Linked DNA regions of Homo sapiens: region 2 is linked to region 1. Evidence: read pairs that join two places in POLR2A ChIA-PET (ENCODE). Cell type or tissue: endothelial cell of umbilical vein. All regions are shown on one strand. Links, peaks and the distances in the headings refer to the core of each region. The heading gives the core; the rest is flanking DNA.

The links. Peaks named below come from ENCODE experiments on the same cell type or tissue, not always from the same donor. Only the 100,000 strongest peaks of a DNase experiment are listed, where the experiment ranks them.
Region 2: POLR2A ChIA-PET joins it to region 1 with 11 read pairs; 2 of 35 experiments call an interaction of 5 or more read pairs at or near these places.

Annotation. Positions count from the first base shown.
Region 1 is chr9:912,342-917,712 of GRCh38, forward strand. It overlaps DMRT1 (doublesex and mab-3 related transcription factor 1), which reads left to right. Exons shown (of 5, transcript NM_021951.3): 4 at 4,422-4,566. Among named protein-coding and RNA genes, the nearest start is that of DMRT3, 62 kb to the right of the region's middle. In endothelial cell of umbilical vein, for the core only: no CTCF peak of the experiment used is centred there; no DNase peak of the experiment used is centred there.
Region 2 is chr9:838,274-843,644 of GRCh38, forward strand. It overlaps DMRT1 (doublesex and mab-3 related transcription factor 1), which reads left to right and starts at 3,424. Exons shown (of 5, transcript NM_021951.3): 1 at 3,424-3,919. The coding sequence starts at 3,566. In endothelial cell of umbilical vein, for the core only: no CTCF peak of the experiment used is centred there; no DNase peak of the experiment used is centred there; H3K27me3 peaks cover 2,827 bases.

The sequences.
Region 1 (5,371 bases), core at 194-5,193:
CATTCTAGTAACCTCAAATGGAGTCTGACCCTTTGTATCTTTTTCTTCTTTTACTGGAATTCTTTTATAGCTCAGTGATCTTGGGGATTCATTAAGGATAGTGAATGTTTGAATATAAATAACTAAATTCCTATTTCCTAATAGTTCTTTTTATTTCATGCTTTTGGAAAACATGGAAAAGGAATTAAGGGAATAAATAAGCACACGCATGGATTTGAAATTGTGTTTATTTTCCAGTAAGCGTTAGTTAAAAAAAAGAATTTTACTGTTCATCTTCATCTTTTTGTCAAATAATACATACATTGGGATTGGCAGCGTTAGCCAGTCTATTTGTCAGATTTAGCCTGTTTTAGTTAATATAGGGGATTGTTGGGATCTCGTACTTCCAAGGTATATGGACGATATGTTGGTAATTGTAGAGCACTGGTTCTCAATCTCGGTGTCATATTAGAATTAACTGGGATCTTTGAAAATATCCAGGGCCCAGGCCACATCCCAGAGCAGTTAAACCAGATTTTCTTGAGTGGAGTCCAGGCATCAGTACTGAGTTCCCTTCTCACCTTACTCCAGTGAGAGTGAAGTTTGAGAAGGAACCAGTGCCACTGTTTACAAATAAAGTTTTATTGGAACACAGCCATGCCCATTCATTTTACAAATTGCTAGAGACTGTATGGCTTGCCTAAAATATATATACTGTTTGACATTTACAATAAAAAGTTTGCTGACACCTGCTATAGACTCATGATCAACATTTTTCAAACATTTTGAAAGGAAGGTTTGTGTAAACTTTCATAGTAAAAAAAACATCCAGCATTTTGCAGAGCATTTAGGCCCAAATCCTATCTGTTTTCTTGTACCCTGGCAAAATTGAAAAGCATTTTCCTTGAAGAACTGGCTTGAAGATATTGTCAAACCTGAAGTAGATGTGACAAACTCAGCCCCCAGAGCAGGGAGGCTCCATTATTTATATTACGGCTTATGTCGGCACCTTGCTTCTAATTCAGTGTTCACTACTCAGACTGTGTAATTGACTTAAGGAAGTCTATGGAGACACAAATGGCTTTTCAATTCAAAGTGTGTTTGAGTTTTTACTGCTGCAGCAGTTGTAGATGGCAACAGACCCCTGAAAAAAATCTTTTAGTTCTGGGGAATTTTGTGTATAAAAATAAAAAAAGAATGAAAATTAAAAATTGCTATTTACATAGTTTCACTTTTCCAGTTCAGCTGGAAACTGGATGGTTGTAAGCAACTGGTAATTTTTTTTTTTTTTTAAGCTGGGGCAGTGGCTGACACTTGTAATCTCAGCACTTTGGGATGCCGAGGCGGGCGGATCACTTGAGGCCAGGAATTTGAGACCAGCCTAGGCAACATGGAGAAAACGTCTCTACTAAAAATACAAAAATTAGCCGGACGTGGTGGGGCATGTCTGTAGAGTAGGCTACTCAGGAGGCTGACGCAGGAGAATCGCTTGAAGCCAGGAAGCAGAGGTTGCAGTGAGCCGAGATTGTGCCATTGCACTCCAGCCTGGGCAACAGAGTGAGACTCGGTCTCAAACAATTTTTTTTAAAGGGTTTCCTTTGGTCTTGGGTTCTGAGAGGTACTAAGTATGAGAGGAAGGATCACGTATTCTAGTCCCTGGGCACCAGCAATATCAGCATCTCCAGCCCAGTCTTACCATCAGGACCTGCATTTTAACAGGACCCCCTGGCCATTCATATGCGCATTGAGAGCTGCTGGGAATCATCAAAAGATGCTGCAGTGCTCTAATTGATAACTGGGTGTGTGTAGTAAACAGCTACCATGATTGTCCCTTTTCTCTTAAATGGTTTAGTGGCTTCTTAATGGGCTCTTCTGCTGTGTGGTCTTATTTATTAGGGGTAGCCAGTTTTTCCTTTTTGGCTGTTTTCCGAGTATAGCTTCTTTAACCTTCTATTTAGTAAAGATTTAATGTGGCCAGGCGCGGTGGCTCACGCCTGTAATCCCAGCACTTTGGGAGGCCGAGGCGGGCAGATCACGAGGTCATGAGATCGAGACCATCCTGGCTAACACGGTAAAACCCTGTCTCTTCTAAAAATGCAAAAAATTAGCCAGGCATGGTGGCGGGCGCCTGTAGTCCCAGCTACTCGGGAGGCTGAGGCAGGAGAATGACGTGAACCTGGGAGGCGGAGCTTGCAATGAGCCAATATCATGCCACTGCAGTCCAGCCTGGGCGACAGAGTGGGACTCTGTCTCAAAAAAAAAAAAAAAAAAAAAAAGATTTAATGTAATGGTAGAAAGTGAAAACGGAGTGATTGGCCTAGAAGAGACACCATTTCATATACTTCAGAAAAACAAACTAGAAAGGATAAAGGGGACTTACCCAGGTAAACTTCACTTGAGAGGAAATAATCACCTGTAATGGTATCTTTGCTTCTCCAGAAGAAGTAATCCACTCATGAGAACATAGATTTGAGCTTGAGAGCAGTAGAGATCAAAAATAAATTCCTTGAGCTGCTCAAAGCATCAGGCAGAAATCAGGGACTTAGCTCTTTCTACCAAACAGCACCATAATACCCAAAGTACACTTAAGCCAGTGTTAGTTGGTGAATTGTCCAGAATGTAGATGTTCATAGAAAATCTTGAGGAAGCCCAGTGCCTAATTTTACACTACCAGGCTCTGTCAAGTTAGTGCTATTTTCTTTTTCAAGTACCATTTAAAATACTTGATTGAAAAACATGATTTTGAATTATTTTGGATTATTTTGAAATTACTCATATTTCTGGACAGAATTGGTTTATCTTGAACATTCCCTTAGATCGAATTTTGTTTAAAAGCGAGTACCATCTAAATTTAAGTTTTAAAAGACTGTCATAAATAACTGAAGTCCAGCTCTGTTGTTGCCGTGAAGATGTGATCATGAGTTGAATGCTCGGTGTCTCTAACAGGGTCTAGATGTTCATGGAAGTGGGTCTTACACAATCAGAGTCATCAGGGCCAGGAAAGTGGAAATGGAGGGGGGGCCCTTTCTAAGCCATCAAGTCATATCTTCTTAGCTTTGAATGAGAATCAGGAAGCCACAGGGAATGAACTGCTTCTTATATAAAAGCTATCTCATGGTCCTAAAGGCAGGGTCTGGTTGCCGGAAAAAAATGAATGACTGCTGTGCTCACATGCAGCTGCCACTGGAGGGGCGCTTGTGCCTCCTTACTGCCTTCCGAGTTTTGCTCTGCCCCATGTGTCCAGTTAGCAGAAGCCAAATCACCTCCAGAATTCAGATCTCAGACTCCTGTTCTTGCTGCAGGGAACAGACACCGACTAACAGGATCCAGCATGGCATTGTGCTAATGTCCACAGCTTCCCATTACACATGGTTTGCATGTTGTTTTACAGTATTTATTTATTTGTTTTTTTTAATATATATATATTTTTTAGACAGAGTCTCGCTCTGTCGCCCAGGCTGGAGTGCAGTGGCGCGATCTCGGCTCAGTACAAGCTCTGCCTCCCGGGTTCACGCCATTCTCCTGCCTCAGCCTCCCAAGTAGCTGGGACCACAGGTGCCCGCCACCACGTCTGGCTAATTTTCTTGTATTTTTAGGAGAGATGGGGTTTCATTGTGTTAGCCAGGATGATCTCGATTTCCTGACCTTGTGATCTGCCCATCTTGGCCTCCCAAAGTGCTGGGATTACAGACGTGAGCCACTGCGTCCAGCCTATAGTCATTTTAAATACTCTCCTTATATGAACACTGTAAGGTAACCAAGATAAAATTCCAGTTTTGCACATGAAGAAACATGGGAAGAGGTCTGATAACTTGCGCCCGTTCAAACAAATTTGTTAGTGTTACAGCAGATTGTGTTGTCCCCTCTCCACCACCCTGTTCTCTTTTGTACTGGTTAATCGAGCACCAAATGAACAGAAGGAATTTCAGGGGTGCTTTAGAGGGGACCTTAAGATAGAAAGGGCACCATCATAGTTCTAGGCCCAGTACATTGGAAGAGCATATTCATGGCTGAGGCCACTTCCAACTTAGATAGGCTATTCCCTTAATTTGCTTTTTTTTTTTGAGACAGGGTCTTTCTCTGTTGCCCAGGCTGGAGTGCAGTAGTGCAAGCAGCCACGGCTCACTACAGCCTCAAACTCCTGGGTTCAAGTGATCTTCCTACCTCAGCCTCCTGAGTAGCTGAGATCTCACTCGTGCACTATCACACCCAAACAATTTTTTGATTTTTATGTAGAAAAGAGGTTTCACTGTGTTGCCCTGGCTGGTCTTGAACTCCTGGGCTCAAGCGATCCTCCCGCCCTGGCCTCCCAAGGTGTCGGGAACATAGGCATGAGCCACTGTGCCCAGCCTGTTACCTTGTTTTAAAGAACTAGATAATTATTGTACTAGTTGTGACATGCAATGTTGATCTCAGTATATTTCTTCTTTTTTCTTAAGCAGATGAAGAACATGGAGAACCGCCATGCAATGAGCTCCCAGTACAGGATGCATTCTTACTACCCGCCTCCCTCTTACCTGGGCCAGAGCGTGCCCCAGTTCTTCACTTTTGAGGATGCTCCCTCTTACCCGGAAGCCAGGGCGAGCGGTAGGTGTCTGGTCACACAGACTGGATTTGGGGTTGAGAGAGGATGGCTATCCAGTATTGGGTCATTAGCTGTGTCTAATGGCTTAGCTGTTAGTAATTGTTGGAAATTTTATTGCTGTGTGAAGCTTGGATAAGTATCCTTTAAAGAATTTAGTTATAAAATGACTTTGCTATGCTTGATTCTTAATATCATGTTTTTTTTCCTTTCTGGATTCCTAGAGTGACAGGAGTAAGATGAGAGACTCTCCCTTGGAAGCTAAAAATGTATTTTATGGAGGATCAATATGAAATACAGGGGCACTTTAAATGTGGTTCAAGACCTGGTATTTTTTGTGAAGTGAGTTTCTGTGCATTGAAAACTCCTTTCCCAAAGACTTTCATTTTAAAATTGAAGGCGTATTCATCTTTTTGGCGAAAACAACATAATAAAACATTTTTGAATACAATAGATCTCAGAGTTTATGCAGTAGCAATGCAAATAACTCTGATATAATGGCTTTGAAATAAAAAATGACTGTTTAATGAATCAAAGCACTTTGAAATACATAGTAACTCGACTTCAATTTTAACATCCCCCAGCATTTTCACTGTGGTGAGAGGCAGGTCTTTACAGCTGCTGCGTTTCCAGATCCCGTGTTTAAGTTCTTTATAGTTAAGCATCCTCTTTTGATGTAGGAAAGTGAGAAACATACACAATAGGCAGTAAGTGGAAATCAGGGCAGTAGAGGGTGTCTTGGAAGAGAAACCAATCTAGAAGAATTTACTCTGTGCTAAATAAAAGGATATGTTCATTTTCTAAGTAACT
Region 2 (5,371 bases), core at 208-5,207, 74 kb before region 1:
TTTGTATTTTAGTAGAGACAGGGTTTCATCATGTTGGCCAGGCTGGTCTCAAACTCCTGACCTCAAGTGATCTGCCTGCCTCGGCCTCCCAAAGTGCTGGGATTACAGGCATGAGCCACTGCGCCCAGACTTTTTTTTTTTCTTGAGAAGGAGTCTCCCTCTCTTGCCCAGATTAGAGTGCAATGGCGCAATCTCAGCTCACTGCAAGCTCTGCCTCCCAGGTTTTAAGAGATTCTCCTACTTCAGCCTCCCGAGTAGCTGAGATTACAGGCACGCGCCACCAAGCCCGGCTAATTTTTGTATTTTTAGTAGAGACAGGGTTTCACCATGTTGGTCAGGCTGGTCTTGAACCCCTGACCTCATGATGCACCTGCCTCCACCTCCCAAAGTGCTGGGATTACAGGTGTGAGCCACCGCGCCTGGCCACTTTTTTTTTTTTTTTGGAGGTGGAGTTTTGCTTTTTTTTTGCCCAGGCTGGAGTGCAATGGCACGATGTTGACTCACTGCAACCTCCGCCTCCCGGGTTCAAGTGATTATCCTGCCTCAGCCTCCCGAGTAGCTGGGATTACAGGTGTGTGCCACCATGCCTGGCTAATTTTGCATTTTTAGTAGAGAAGGGGTTTCACCCTGTTGACCAGGCTGGTCTCGAACTCCTGACCTCAGGTGGTCTGCCCGCCTCGGCCTCCCAAAGTGCTGAGATTATAGGCGTGAGCCACTGTGCAGGGCCCGTCTCTATTTTTGGTGGTCTCCTGTCTGGTACCTCTTCTGTGGTTTGTGAATAAATTTACTAGGCTATTAACTTCATCACAACATTTTATGTTATAATACCTTGGTCACAGAGATTCCTAGCCCCGAATTTTCTGTGGGCTTAAATTCCTCCTTCACAGATTCCAGTAATAGGATGCTTATAAAGAACCTATATTCCCCTGTAATTTGGGATTTGACAGCTGTTTCCTCCTGCATCTACTTCACTCTCTAGAACTGGACAGGACCTTGGGAATGATTCAGCTCCAGTTTATATATTAAAATACAAATATGGGTCAGGCACGGTGGCTCACACCTATAAATCTCAGTGCTGTGGGAGGTGGAAGGAGGAGAATCACTTGAGGCCAGGAGTTTGAGACCAGCCTGAGTAACATAGTAAGCCCCTGTCTCCACAAAATTTTTAAAAATTGGGGCCAGGCTTGGTGGCTCACGCCTGTAGTCCCAGGACTTTGGGAGGCCGAGGCGGGTGGATCACGAGGTCAGGAGATCGAGACCATCCCGGCTAACATGTTGAAACCCGGTCTCTACTAAAAGTACAAACAATTAGCCGGGCATGGTGGCAGGCGCCTGTAGTCTCAGCTACTTGGGAGGCTGAGGCAGGAGAATGGCGTGAACCCGGTAGGCGGAGCTTGCAGTGAGCTGAGATCGCGCCACTGCACTCCAGCCTGGGTGACAGTGCGAGACTCCATTTCAAAAAAAAAAAAAAATTTGGCGTGGTAGCACATGCTTCTAGTCCCAGCTACTTGGAAGGCTGAGGCAGGAGGATCCCTTTAGCCCAGAAACTGGAGGCTACAGTGAGCTATGACTGTGCCACTGCACTCTAGCCCAGGCAACAGAGCAAGACTCTATCTCTAAAAATTAAATAAATAAAATATAAATCTGGAAAAAGAACATAAATATTGGATAACAGCAATTGACATGCGTGTTTTAATGGAAGATTGTTTTAATGGAAGATTTAAGTGGTTATCATTTATAAGTTTCCAGGATGGAATAGATTGTTGCATCCTAGCTCCTGTCAGGAGTAGAGCTTCACTGGTTTCACAGGTAGGGTATGAGGTGCTGTGTAAAGCTAGAAGCTTCTTTTGGAAGTAATTTTCAGACAGAGAATACTAATGGAGAAATTTCAGACTGAGGGAAAGGGCCTGTGAGAGAGGCCTCAGAATTAGAGCTCCAAAGGCAGATTCGAGGATTTCAGAACTCAGTGCTGAAAACACCAAACTGCTGAAAGAGGTGGCCACAGTACAACCATTTTGATGAGAAGTTGAACAGGGTGACCATGCCTCTTTGGAGAAATAATCCCCTAGGTCTGGAGGCGGCCCAGGATCCTGAAGGTGAGTACCAGTGCTGGTGGAAAATAAGGAGCATTCAAAGTGCATTAAGAGCCACTCCGGGGTCTTTAACTTGTTAACATGGAAAACAATAGCAAAGTACTGCTGGGGCCCCCTGCTGTGTGTATAGAATATACCGGAAGACTAAGACATGGAGATAGCAGCTGGGAGCTACCGCAGAGATTCAGACTTGAGGTGAAGGGCTGGCCTTAGGGGGGCACGTGGGTGTGTAGGAAGAACTGCTCAGCAGGCCTTAGGGATACATTTGTTGTGCAGGTGCAGAGAGGACACAGGCATGGCTGGGGCGGGAGTTCAGGATGAGAACCCTGGGACAGGCTGTAAGATGATCGAGCCAGGGGTGTGTGTGTGTGTGTGTGTGTGTGTGTGTGTGTGTGTGTGTGTAGAGGTATAATGACATACTGTAAAATGCAAGATATGAAGTGTAGAATGAGTTTTGATACATTTCTACATCTGTGTAACCACCCCCCACAACCTCAGTTTTTTTTAATACATATGTTTCTTTTTAAGTTTGAGTTTCCCGTGCCTGCAGAGTCTAAGTTTAAACAGCCTCACAGACAAGAAGCTATATGCACCTGAAGTGAACGGGAACACGGGCTGCAACAGTAGATCGTAAAGTTATTTGGAGCGAAGGAGGTAGAAGTGTTGTGAGCAAATGAAGACAGGTGCAGGAAGGGATAAACGGAGAACAGAAAGTTCCAACCTTTGAGATTTTTGAAGTGCTTGTGCCCCAACACTGAGGATCTTCTTTGCCGTATATAGGGCAACTCTGATTTACCCTATAAATTTCTCAGGCCTTCCACCTCATATTTAATTCTCTTAAGCGAGAAAAAAAATTTTTTTCTGACTTGGCTGCTGCCAAGGTCGGCTCTATCAAATCTGGTGCGTCTCTCTGGGGGAAAGGGAGCTAGAAGACCCCATAGGGTGGTTTGCACCTCCTCTAAGCATGCAAGCACGGCTCTGGTCTTGACCTGGGGAGCCCAGCTTCCTCGGTGCACCGTGCTTTGGCAACCGGGTCTTGGCGCCTCCGAGAGCGGGGCGAGGGGTGCCACGCGATTCCCAGGCCGCTCTGTATCTCTCGGTGCGCTTGCAGGGACCCTGCAGCAAAGCCCTGGATGCTTGCAGCCGGTGCAAGTTTGCAAGCAGCTGGAGAGCGGTGGCTGGAGTCGGGGGGCGGTGGGCGTGGCCACGCTCCCTCCCAGGCAGTCCCGGGAATGTTCTGAAAAGTATCCGAAAGTTCTGAGTCGCGCGCGCGCCAAAAGAAAAGGCACAACCCCCCACCACTCCGGGCGTGGCGTGCCCAGACCTCGCCACTCCAGCTGCGCCTCCGGCTGCAGCGCACACGTCTCCTGCGCCTCCTCCTCCGGAGCGTCGCTGTCCGTCGGGTTCATCCCTCGCAGCAGTCTCCAGGCGAGAGAGGGGGCCAGAGTGCTCGCACTTCTCCTAGGGGCACCATGCCCAACGACGAGGCATTCAGCAAGCCCTCTACACCGTCGGAAGCCCCTCACGCCCCCGGGGTACCGCCGCAGGGCAGAGCCGGGGGCTTTGGCAAAGCGTCTGGGGCGCTAGTGGGGGCGGCCAGCGGCTCGAGCGCCGGGGGCAGCAGCAGAGGAGGCGGCTCCGGCTCCGGGGCGTCGGACCTGGGTGCCGGGAGCAAGAAGTCCCCGCGGCTGCCCAAGTGCGCACGCTGCAGGAACCACGGCTACGCCTCGCCGCTCAAGGGCCACAAGCGCTTCTGCATGTGGCGCGACTGCCAGTGCAAGAAGTGCAACCTGATCGCCGAGAGGCAGCGCGTGATGGCCGCGCAGGTGGGTGCGGGCGTGCGGGAGCCCGGGTTCAGCCTTAGTTTTTTTTTTTTTTTTTTTTTTTAGATGGAGTCTCGCTCGGTTGCCCAGGCTGCAGTGTAGTGGCGCGATCTTGGCTCACTGCAACCTCCGCTTCCCGGGTTCAAGCAATTCTCCTGCCTCAGCCTCCCAAGTAGCTGGGACTACAGGCGCACACCACCATGCCCGGCTAATTTTTGTATTTTTAGTAGAGACGGGGGTTTCACCATATTGGTCAGGCCGGTCTCGAGCTCCTGACCTCAGGTGATCCACCCGCCTCGGCCTCCCAAAGTGCTGGGATTACAGGCGTGGGCCACCGCTCCCGGCGGGGCCCGAGTTTCTTGAATGAAGTCCCCCCAGCATGGCCGTTGCCATGCGGGTCCTGGGTTGTGGAGAGATGCGGCGGTACTTGCCGACAGCGGCGGCGCTTGGGGTCCTGGGCTCCCGGCCACGCTACATCGCCGGTCTGGGAGCGCCGGAGACGCGTCTGATCCCGCCCGCCGGGCAGAGTTGCGGGCTTCGCTCGGCTCGGGGTTCCCCACGATCTCTCACCCTGTGTTTCGGCGGAGTTGCGGGGGTTCCCTCTGCTCCCGGGTCCCTGAGATCCCTGATCCCGCTCTCAGGGCAGGGAATTCCGGGGTTCGCCCCTCTGGGCTTCCCCGCGATCCCAGAGCCCGCGTTCCAACAGAATTGGGAGGGTTTATTGCGCTAGAGGAGTCTTCAGGATCTTCGCTCCCGCCCTCCGAGGTGAGGCTAGAGGGGAGGGTTCGACTCCAAGGGAATCCCAGGGATCTCTAGCCCCGCTCTTCTAGCAGAGAATTAAGGAATTCTCTCCGCTTTGGGGTCCCAAAAATCTCCGACCGCGCCTTGGGAGCAGAGGGTTTCGGGGTTCGATTTCCTCGAGCGTCCCCAGAATCTCTGACTCTCCCTCCTTGCTGAGTTGCACTTAAATTAGAAAGGATCTTGGAGGGCGGCAGCGCTGGCTGCTAGGTTAGCGGGAAAGGGAGGCTCGGCCGGCTGCTGCTTACGCGGGTAACCTGTCGGAAAGCCTTGTTTGTTTTTCTGGAAAAGTCGCTGCAATGGACACAGCGTTGCGCGGTTTCCCTGCGCGCCTGGGGCGCTTTTTGTCTTCGCCCTCCGTGGATGGAGGCTGAGCGCCTCAGCCATTTTGAGAGCTCTGGAAATTTTATTAGCATTTTAAAATTTGCATTCTCGACCGAAGATTAAAGTGCAAATTACTTTGAAGATGTTTTAAAGCACGCTTAAGAATTTTAAAGAATATGCGCAGGTGGAAAAAAGCGCGCCAGGGTTTGAGATTTGGTCCGTCTGTGGTTTTGTTTTTTTGAAGGTTCGTAAGTAGGCTGGTAATTTAACATTTTAACGGAAAGTTAATGTCTTTAGTATTCTAAAAGGATTTTTGGAAGGCAGTAATCCACG